Regions from separate parts of the Homo sapiens genome. Here region 2 is linked to region 1. The links are chromatin contacts, found by Hi-C or POLR2A ChIA-PET in ENCODE. All regions are on one chromosome and are shown on one strand. Each heading gives the region's core, a stretch centred on a gene start or an enhancer-like site at or near the end of the contact. The rest is flanking DNA. Distances are from core to core; before and after follow the strand shown. Region 1 overlaps EHBP1 (EH domain binding protein 1). Region 2 has its middle 30 kb from the start of TMEM17.

Region 1 (5,004 bases), core at 185-2,684:
GACGAGAATGGGGTAGATCTCCCTCTTCAGTTTTCAGGAGGACATTAATTTCTTTCTGCCAATATCAACTCCTGTATAGTGAGATTTGAGAATAATTTTTTTTTCTCTGTCTAGGTGTATTAACTCTTTTTACCTGCTCTGGAAAATCTAGGCCAGTTTTCTGAGATGTGTACAGGACCCCTACTTGCATAAGTAGATTTAACGAGGGAAAAGTTTTATTTCATTCATCTCTGTATCTACCACAATTTTTTTTTCAAACCATACTACCTTTGGGGTAGTAGCTTCTCAATAAATATTTATTGAAGGAGTGAGTGAATGAATGGTATAGTTAAACTCTGTGAACTGTTATAAATCCTGTAAGGATTATTCTTTTTAAGAGAAAAATACCTGTAATCCCAGCACTTTGAGAGGCCAAGGCAGGCAGATTGCCTGAGGTCGGGAGTTCGAGCCCAGTCTGGCCAACATGGTGAAACCCCATCTTTACTAAAAATACAAAACAATTAGTTGGGCTTGGTGGCGTGCGCCTGTAATCCCAGCTACTCGGGAGACTGAGGCAGGAGAATTGCTTGAACCAGGGAGATGGAGGTTGCAGTGAGCCGAGATCGCGCCACTGCACTCCAACCTAGGTGATACAGCAAGACTCCATCTCAAAAAAAAAAAAAAAAAAAAAAAAAAAAAAAAAAAGAGAGAGAGAAGAATAACGTGAGTAACATCCATCAACTATACAGAAGAAAATTTGAAAAGTAGACCCTAGAGGCAGTAAAACAGCATGTGAAGGATCCATATGCTGTTACAGTAGGAGCTCTTCTGATCAACTTTATTGAACTTGCATAAGCCAATCTCATGAGATTTGTCTGTATTACCATCTGTGGGATTAAATATTCTTAGGCTGGGCATAGTCTCTCACACCTGTAATCCCAGCACTTTGGGAGGCCAAGGCGGGTGGATCACTTGAGGTCAGGAGTTGGAGACCATTCTGGCCAACATGGTGAAACAGCGTCTCTACTAAAAATACAAAAATTAGCCAGGTATGGTGGTGCATGACTGTAATCCCAGCTACTCAGGAGGCTGAGGCTGAAAAATCACTTAAACCTGGGAGGCAGAGGTTGCAGTGAGCCAAGATCGTGCTACTGCACTCCAGCCTGAGCGACAGAGCAAGACTCTGTCTCAAAAAGAAAAAAAAAAAAAAGAGAGAAAAGAAAGGAAGAAAGAAATGTTCTTAGACATTTTCTTTAAACCAAAATTTGATATAAGTAGACGTTGCATTTTTCAAGTATTAGCAGTTTGCTTTACTTGACATAATCTAATGAGAGATTTTTAACCTTTTAAATAGATGATTCAGTATTCATTCATTCAGCACTTAAGTATTCATTGAGCGTGTATTATGTGCTAGATACTGTTCTAGGCATTGGAAATGGTGGTGTATAAAACATATGATTCAAGACCAGCCTGGGCAACACAAAGGAGACTCAGTCTACAAAAAAATAAAAAAAATTAACTGGACGTGGTGGCATATGCTTGTGGTCCTGACTGTTCAGGAGGCTGAGGTGGGAGGATTGCTTGAGCCCAGAAGGTCAAGGCTGCAGTGAGCTGTGATCGTGACACTGCACTCCAGCCTGGATGACTAAGTGAAACCCTGTCTCAAACAAAACAAAACAAAAAAAACCAGATAACAAGTTAACAAATCTCATCGCTGTGTAGTTTACACTCATATGTGTGTGTGTGAGAGAGAGGATAAAAATTACTGTATGAAAGATTTAGTATGTTAGATAAAATAAATACATAATGTATGCTAAATATATATAGTAGGTTACATAAATGCTCTATGGAGAAAAAAGGAAGAGGGATAAGGATCCCCCGTCTTTATGATTACATAGTTATAATGAGCCACCTTATTATTTCTAAAGTCTCCAAAAGAGAATTGGGGTATGCTTGTCAAATTTATTTAAAATATATTTTAATAAGAGAGTTGATGAAATGAATATTGTAAGGTATGGGAAAGTTTTAAAATAACCTTGGCATTCTATATATAAACCTCTCCTAGGTTATAGCTCCCCTCAGTGGTGAATGATGAAATTGACTTTTGCTGATCATTATGTAGCAATAACATGTTACAATGTTATACTTTCCCTTACATTTTAATGTGCTTTCACATTTCATGCAAAAGAATTAGTGAATTTCAAAGAGCTAAAGTTCTTCTCTTTGTCTTGTAAAACCTCGGTTTTGTTAGAAATTCTGTTGGTATATTGTCCTGACACTGAAAAGGTATGCTCTTTGAATGGAATTGTAATACCTTTCTTTTCTTTGCACATTGTGTTACAACCCCACAGTTAATAAAGAAATGTTGAGACTTTAACCGTAATGTCCAGTAGTAGCATTAGTAACAAAGAGTGAAGTTATATTTAATATAAAATATCCCAATAAAACAGAAGTCTCCAAATATATATCACTGTAACAAATTTATTGGACCCTTACTATGTACCAGGTACTATGTATAATAGAATGCTTTATACACATTATCTCATTTGCTCATTATAATAACTCTGGTGTGAGTCAGATATAACCCTATTTTACAGGTAAAGAAAGTGAGGTTTAGAGAGGTTAAGTAACTTGCCCACAGTTATATAGCTAACAGGTTGGGATTTTATCCAGTCTTGTCTTTCTCCAGGGCCTTTGCCCTTAACCCCTACTGCAATAACTAGCTACCTTAATAAGAAAGATGAAAAGAGATCATTTGAAATTGTAGAATCATAGGGAAGCTTTTAATCAGTCTTCTGTAGTGGTAAGTCTGTGAAGAATATATGTATCAGATTAGTGAAGGTAGTCTTTAATTATTGTTTATATACAGTTTAGAAGTTATTTGGGTTAATTATTTCACTACTGTTAGACATTATAAAATGGAATTCTAGAATTTATCAGTCACTAGAATTCTTAATATTTTTTCTCAAGGCAACCTTACTGCTTCTTTGTGCAAATTGACATAATGCTATTTTCATTTTATTGGTTCTCTTGTTTCTGATTTCTCCGTTTTGTCTGAGCTTTCTTCTTTGGACCAGAAACTTTAGAGTTGAAATTTTAGAGGTGGTTCTGCCACTTACTGGCTATGCAACCTTAGATAAGTCATTTAATATTTCACAGCTTCCATGTAGTCATGTATAAAATGATGGTATTAATATCTACTCCACAGGTTATTGAAGATTGGAAATAATGTATGTAAAGCATCTAGCTTGGTAAGGAGTAGCTATTTTTATAATGTTCCTTTCTAGAGGACACAGAAGAATATAAAGGAAAGAAAACTAGATTTCTAAATTTTATTGTTGCAGGATTTTAGTTTTTCCATTCCTTTCTACCACTTACACCTCTCAATGATTTCTAGACTTTACTGTTATCTCAAAGCAATGACAAGGCAACTTGTAACATCTCACTTGGACTAAACTTAAAATATTTTTCTTTTTATCTTTTGATTTAGGATATCTTCCCCTTATAAATTTAATCTAGGATTAACAACAAGTATTTCTTTTGGATCATTTACAATCCATTTACTTATTAGTGTAGATAAGAATGGATACTATAAAACACTATGTTTCATTTTTATCTACTGTAATAGAATAACATCTGTTCATCCAGACAGTTGACATTGTAGGGTTTTTTAAAAATATGAAGCCACAACAGTTATATTTAGGAAACAAAATTTTTTTTCTCTTCCTGGTGTTTTAGATTACCCAATTAAATCCAGAACCATTACATTTGTAAATTATATCCATAGGTTTTAGTTTCTTGTTTTTACATTTGAGACAAGGTCTTGCTCTGTCACCCAGGCTAGAGTGCAGTGTTGTGATCATGGCTCACTGCAACCTTGAACTCCTGGGCTCAAGCGATCGTCCTGCCTCAGCCTCCCCAGTAGCTGAGACTACAGGTGCACACCATTATACCTTGCTAATTTTCTATTTTGTAGAGACGGAGTCTCCCTTTGTTGACTAGGCTGTTTTGAACCGCTGAGCTCAAGCAGTACTCCCACCTCGGCCTCCCAGAGTGTTGAGATTACAGGCATGAGCTACCACACCCAGCTGGTGTTGGTTTTTAAAATCTAAAAAAATTTATTTTTCTGATTCCACTGTTTTATTTTAATACATTAAAAGCATATTGATGAAAGGCACCAATCAGATTGAATCCATTCATTAATTTATTCAACCATTCTGCAATATTTTAATATGGATTTTCTATATGCCCAGACATTTGGTGGTTATTGAAGATACAAAGTCAGTTAAGACATGCAGAATTTTGATTCTGAGATTCATGGTTTTTTCTCCCACATTTTTTTCTGTGAAATTGGGATCATCTTATATCTAGGATGTCCCACAGTTATAACTGGTAGTTTTTTGTTTGTTTGTTTGTTTTGCTTTCTTACTGCTATATAAAATAATGACTGCTATATAAAATAATCTTTAAACCAATGATAACTTATATTTGATGACATAAGATAACCTGTCCTCAAGAAGCTTATAAAGTAGTGAAGTGTCAGAGAGGTAAAGAACTGCAAGGAAAAACATAAAAATGTTCGTAGGGTACTACAGGACAGTAATGGAGGGCAGAGTTGGAATAATTCCTGGAGGAAGTGGCTACAGAGTTTAGTCTTGAAGGAAAAAGGAAGTTAGGCAAAAAAGGCATTCTAAGTAGCGGAAAGAAATAGCAAAAGTAACTGAAAGAGGAAAAACAAAACCAACAGAAAACATGAGCTCCCCCATTAAAGATTAATAGACATCTGCTTTTTGTTTTGTAACTGTTAACCCAATGAATGTAATAATAGGCATAAGATTAACTTGGTTCTTCGTCCTCCGTGAAGATCAGTGGGGTATCAAAATGTGTTTTCTTGGTGCTACCTATTCACTATGCAGTCTTTCCCACTATTTCTGACTGTGACCCATGAGATAGGAAGTTCGGCTCCTCCAGGGCTCCACTAGTCCCTTTTTTATTGCTGTTTGTTTGATGTTACCTCCGGAAGAC
Region 2 (4,939 bases), core at 889-3,388, 300 kb before region 1:
AGGATCTGGCCAGGACTTAGGAGGTGAGAACATAGTAGAGACTGCAGCAGAGATGGTAGCCTGAAGCAGAGATGGCCCCTTGGAAGTTCTGGAGGGATGCAGAGATGTCCTTTCCTGGGAAAGTAGCCAAATCAAAGAACTCCCACCCAAGGCCTCTTGGCTGCAGAACCAGCTTTACCCCTCTCCTCCCCACTCCCTGCTTCAGCTGCTGGGAGTGAGGGAAGCAGCAGAGGATTGCAGCTTCCCCAGGCTTCTTGCTGATGAAATATCTCATCTACACACTTTCCTACTGTTTACACATCATGGTGAGCAGGTGGGCAGACCACAGCCATGCAGATTTTCAGACAGCCTCAGGAATACCAGGACTGGGGCTGGTAGGCAGAGACTGTATCAGCAAAGGACATGTTGGTGGAACTAATGACCTGGTAATTTCCACAAGGGATCACAGAGGGATGCTGGACAATGTGGCAGAGACTCTGCTTGCTTTGGAAACTTTCAGAAGAGAAAGGAGGAAGTAGGTCTTCTTGGAGGATCCCAAGCTTGAACTGATCATTGCAGAAAGAGTGGAAGTAAGAGGGGCTGGGTGTGAGTCTCCTGAACAGAGACGAGAAGGACTCTGCACAGCCACAGGACCATCCATGCAGGGACCCAGGGAGGCCACACTGAGGATGGGGAGGGGCCAGAGTGGTGGGGTGGAGAGGCCTTCACTGTGAGCTTCAGGAGGGCCTGCTTGTCAGGCTTTGGGAGTCCTCAAAGAGCCTAAGAAGGGAGCTGCTGCGTTCTCCACAAACCCTTATTTTACTTGTTTTGAATAAAACTGAAGCAAAAAAGGAGAGAGAATCCTGATTTTCCTTTTATAAGAGACAAAACTTCCAAAATAGTTCAGTTTTGCAGTCCAGTTGCTTTGATAGGAAAATTGTGTGGAGAGGGATATTTAAATGAGATCTATATCTGTGGTGAGAATAGCTCCATTTCCCTGAAATGTTTGCAGCCACAGCATTCCATGTCCACAGGCTTGCAAATCTCTCCCAAAGCTCAGCCCACAACCTGCTCTTCAACCCACGCTGAAGCTGCGTCTGTCTCCAGAACAAATAATACTATGTCTTTCTTCAGGCCATGAAAGCACGGTAACGTTCCTACATAAAATAGCAGCAGCTAAGGGGTCTTTGTTGAATTAAACAGGAGGCAGCAAATTCAGGACTAGATAATGAACACCTACTGTATGGCAGCTACTGGGGAATACAAACATGAATAAGACCTTACCCCTTGAAGAGGATCAGAGGGCCGGTGAACCCATGGGAGACACAGCCCAGGGTGCCCTGGGGGCTGGTAGCATGACAGACTTTTCTAGTTTTGGCTCTGAAAATTCCACATCCCAGGAAAACTACCCTAAACCCATATCCCCAGTCCCAGTTAAACTGGGGCTATTATTCATCTTCCGAGGGTCTCTGACTGTTGGAATCTGTTTCCTCATCTCGTTCCTTGCCTCTATCCCACCCCTGCAAATAGGCTTTTGAAATAAGCCAGCATTTAACTTCAGATAATAATAATGATTGATAATGAAACTAAAAACAGCAACAGCAATCTACCCTTGATGATAGTTCACCACCCCGGCTGCCTATTGGAATCACTTGGGACGCTTTTTAAAAAGATCAGCACCCAGGTCCTATCTTAGAACAATTAAACCTGATGTTCTCCAGGTGCTTTCCATGTGCAAGCAGCAGGAGAAACACTGCCTAGGGTTTAGGATGCTGCAGGAGAAGCTCCAGGAGAAGCAGCAGGAAGGGGGCTGCCCAACCCTGGTGTATTTCCTGGGGTGTTTTCAGCTTCTGAGCCAGACCAAGGCCACTCAAGGATGGTGAGGACAGACCCGGCAGGTCCTAGCACAGATGCTAATTTGGGAAGCAGCCTCTGAGCCGCACCACAGGCACTCCACTGTGTCTGTCCTGTCTTGGGGCACAGCGGCAGAGGCATGCCCACGCAGCCGGGCTCAGCGCCTCTTCGAGAGGGACCGCTGAGTGCGGCTGTCCTCTCCAGTGGGCCCGGGAACCTACGAGAGTCCCTGCCCACCCATTTCCAGCCCCCTGGCCTTGCTTCAACAAGTCACGCCTGGGCTGTTTTCTAGGCTGCTGCTCCCTGGCGGTTCTGGGTTTCCCATTTGTCACCTCCGTGAGAGAAATTAACAGTTTTGCCAGACCCCATATAAACAGGAAGGCAAGCTGTTAACAAGAGCCTCCTGCCCTGCTGCCAAGCCCAGAGCTCACGTTTCCTTTCTCAGAGCCTGTCAATTGTAAAGAGGAGAAAAGAAAAGAATGGGCTCTCTCTGGGCACTGTATGGGTTCTCTTGCGGCCACTTGAATGCCAGTGTCGGGCTCGCTGACAGCTGGGTCTGCAGCTGGCTGGTTTTGTCTGTTTTTTGAGGGACAGTCAGGGATAGCCACTGATTAAATCAGGAACAAAACATGACTACACTTGCGGCTGTGCAGACCAATGCTGCTGAACAGCAGAGAACAATTAATTGCCATGTTGTGGAATGTGTGGATGGGGGCGGGGAGGCAGTTGGCAAATGTAAGAATGTGCAGGAAAATGTCAAGCAAATGCTCGTGTTCATTAGAAGCTGAGGGAGAGGGAGCCAGCTCAGTGTGTTCCCAGGACCTACCACGGTGTCAGAGCTCTGGCCACTGCCTGCGTGCCCAGCAAGCAGCCTTCCCACTGGGGGCGGTCAGCCCACTGATGTGCTGCAAGGGGGTCATGCTTTGTCAAATAAGATAGGGAGCCCCTCAGCTCTTGGGGTGGCAGTTGTATCCATTTTCTTGAATATAGGGCACAAAAATGCCCATTTTCTATGTATGTTGTTGCAGAAAAAGGCTGGCTCCCTGCAGGTTTGCTGTGGGCTTCACTCTAGGCACTATGCAGCATCTACTGTGATGCTCTGGAAGCTTGCAGCCTGACTCTTATCCAAAAACCAGACAGGGAGGGCATTGGTGGGAGGCAGCAGTCCCTCAGCCTTCCACTACCACCAGGTAAGAAGATGGCTGCTCTTCAGTGATGCAGATTCACAACAGCTTCTGCAGAAAGACAGGAGCGGGAGGCTATGTGGATACAGGCACTCTTCAGCTTATGATGGAGCTACACCCTGATAAACCCATTGTAAGTAAAAAATATTGAAGTAAAAAATGCATCTGATACCCTGATAAACCCATTGTAAAGTTGAAAAATCCTAAGTTGCACCATCATAAATCAGGGACTATCTGTATGTATTTAAGCTAGGGAAGTGAAATGCATTCATATATTAAAAGAGATGGAAAAGAAGAAGAGCAAGAATGGTATCCAAAGGGGTCTGGAATAGCTGTGAGATGGTTTGGGGCCTGGACAAGGGGAATTTAGAAATTGTTGGATGCTTTTTGACATATCTCTATGAATGTTAAAGACTGAAATTCCTTTTTATAAAAGCTTTATTGCTTGCTGAGCTGTGTATTGGACTTCCTGCTGAGACTGAGCCCCACAAGGCCCTGGCATTTATTGGGGTTACAGAAGAATGTTATCTTTCCTATCCTGTGTCCTCCCTGGAGAGTTGAGCCCCAGATAAGGGATGGTGTGCAGGTGGTTTATTTGGAAGTTCTTTGGGAGGTGATCCTAGGGGGCAGAAGTGAGGGACTGGGGAGAGAGAGGGAAGGAGGGATAGTCAACATACGGTGTGTTATTGAGGCCATTGCCGAGCAACTGCAGCTTAATCCCTCCCAGGACCTTCTCTCACAGCCGGGAGCAGTGGCTCACGCCTGTAATCCCAGCACTTTGGGAGGCTGAGGCGGGAAGATCACCTGAGGTCGGGAGTTTGAGACCAGCCTGGCCAACATAGTGAAACCCCATCTCTACTAAAAATACAAAAATTAGCCTGGCGTAGTGGCAGGCACCTGTAATCCCAGCTACTTGAGAGGCTGAGGCAGGAGAATTGCTTGAACCCAGGAGGCGGAGGTTGCAGTGAGCTAGGATCGCACCACTGTACTCCAGCCTGGGCGACAGAGCGAGACTCCGTCTCAAAACAAACAAAAAAATCTCTCAGGGTTGTCTATCTGATGGTCAACCAGAAGAGGCATTCATCTGCAGCTCCCACTGGCCCCTGTTTGAGGGTTACACTGGAGCCATTAACTCCCTCACAGTCAGAGCTGTACATATGCGAGTGCTAAGTGGGCTCCCATTAGTGTCCACAGCATTGTAGAGATCCCAAAATAGAGAAAGCAAAAGACATGGGCTGGCTCTTAAGGCAAGAGGCTGTCAGGATGAGGCCAGCATAGACTGCAGTTAGAATCAGGGGTGAGGCTGAGATGGGAGGCAGAACACCAGAGGTATCTGATCTATTATCACACAGAATGTGGGCCAGGCCCCTTCCTGACTTGACCCTTGGAATGACTGAGATACAAACACAGGAAGGGTACGTGGCCTTAGGCCAAGCTGTGGCAGAGAAAACTTCAGAGCATCTCTACATTCCTTTATCTGCTGTCTCCTACCTTGAGGGGCCGCCTGACCTGCAGACTTTAAGGCACTCATGTAGTGGCAGCTCCTGGAACTCCCACTGCTTCACCGCCTTTCTGCGGGGCTCCCCTGCCCTACTGCCTGGATCCTACAGCTCCCCAGTAGTCCCACCAATTGCCATTAAACCTCCCAATCTTTACTGGGAGGATCTCTACTTACTGTTTCAAGGCAAAAAGATGATTAAACTATCTCACATGGTTGTAATTTGGGCCTAAAATAAATGACTCTAGTGGTAGCATTTCATGTAGGCAGGTCCAAGGAAGACAGATTTGTAGACAGAGTTGGGAAAAGGGTCAAAGAGCCAATGAGTCTCCCTATCCTGAGGGATGCCTTGACGGAGCCACAGCATGAACTCATGTTTTCCTGAATCCATCTCAGTTCATGTGACAGGATGGAAATGCTTCCT

The links. A loop is a pair of places that touch in the nucleus more often than their neighbours do. ChIA-PET counts read pairs that join two places held with the same protein, here RNA polymerase II (POLR2A). Pooled maps may share reads with other maps.
Region 2: a loop to region 1 is called in a map of CD8-positive, alpha-beta T cell, with 4 times the contacts of the local background. The contact joins two enhancer-like sites. A Hi-C loop is called at or near these places in 4 of 168 maps with a recorded cell type or tissue (CD8-positive, alpha-beta T cell, GM18951, ovary and 1 more) and 1 of 50 pooled maps. POLR2A ChIA-PET finds 5 or more read pairs at or near these places in 6 of 52 experiments (IMR-90, K562, OCI-LY7 and 3 more).

The regions. Positions count from the first base shown.
Region 1 is chr2:62,773,202-62,778,205 of GRCh38, forward strand. All of the region lies in intron 5 of EHBP1 (EH domain binding protein 1), which reads left to right. Among named protein-coding and RNA genes, the nearest start is that of EHBP1, 70 kb to the left of the region's middle. Within about 2 kb of position 1,435, at least 4 of the 41 ENCODE cell types and tissues checked have a DNase peak (open chromatin) inside an H3K27ac peak, as active enhancers do.
Region 2 is chr2:62,473,358-62,478,296 of GRCh38, forward strand. It overlaps a transcript of TMEM17 not described here. Among named protein-coding and RNA genes, the nearest start is that of TMEM17, 30 kb to the right of the region's middle. RefSeq lists an enhancer at 2,259-2,991. Within about 2 kb of position 2,139, at least 15 of the 41 ENCODE cell types and tissues checked have a DNase peak (open chromatin) inside an H3K27ac peak, as active enhancers do.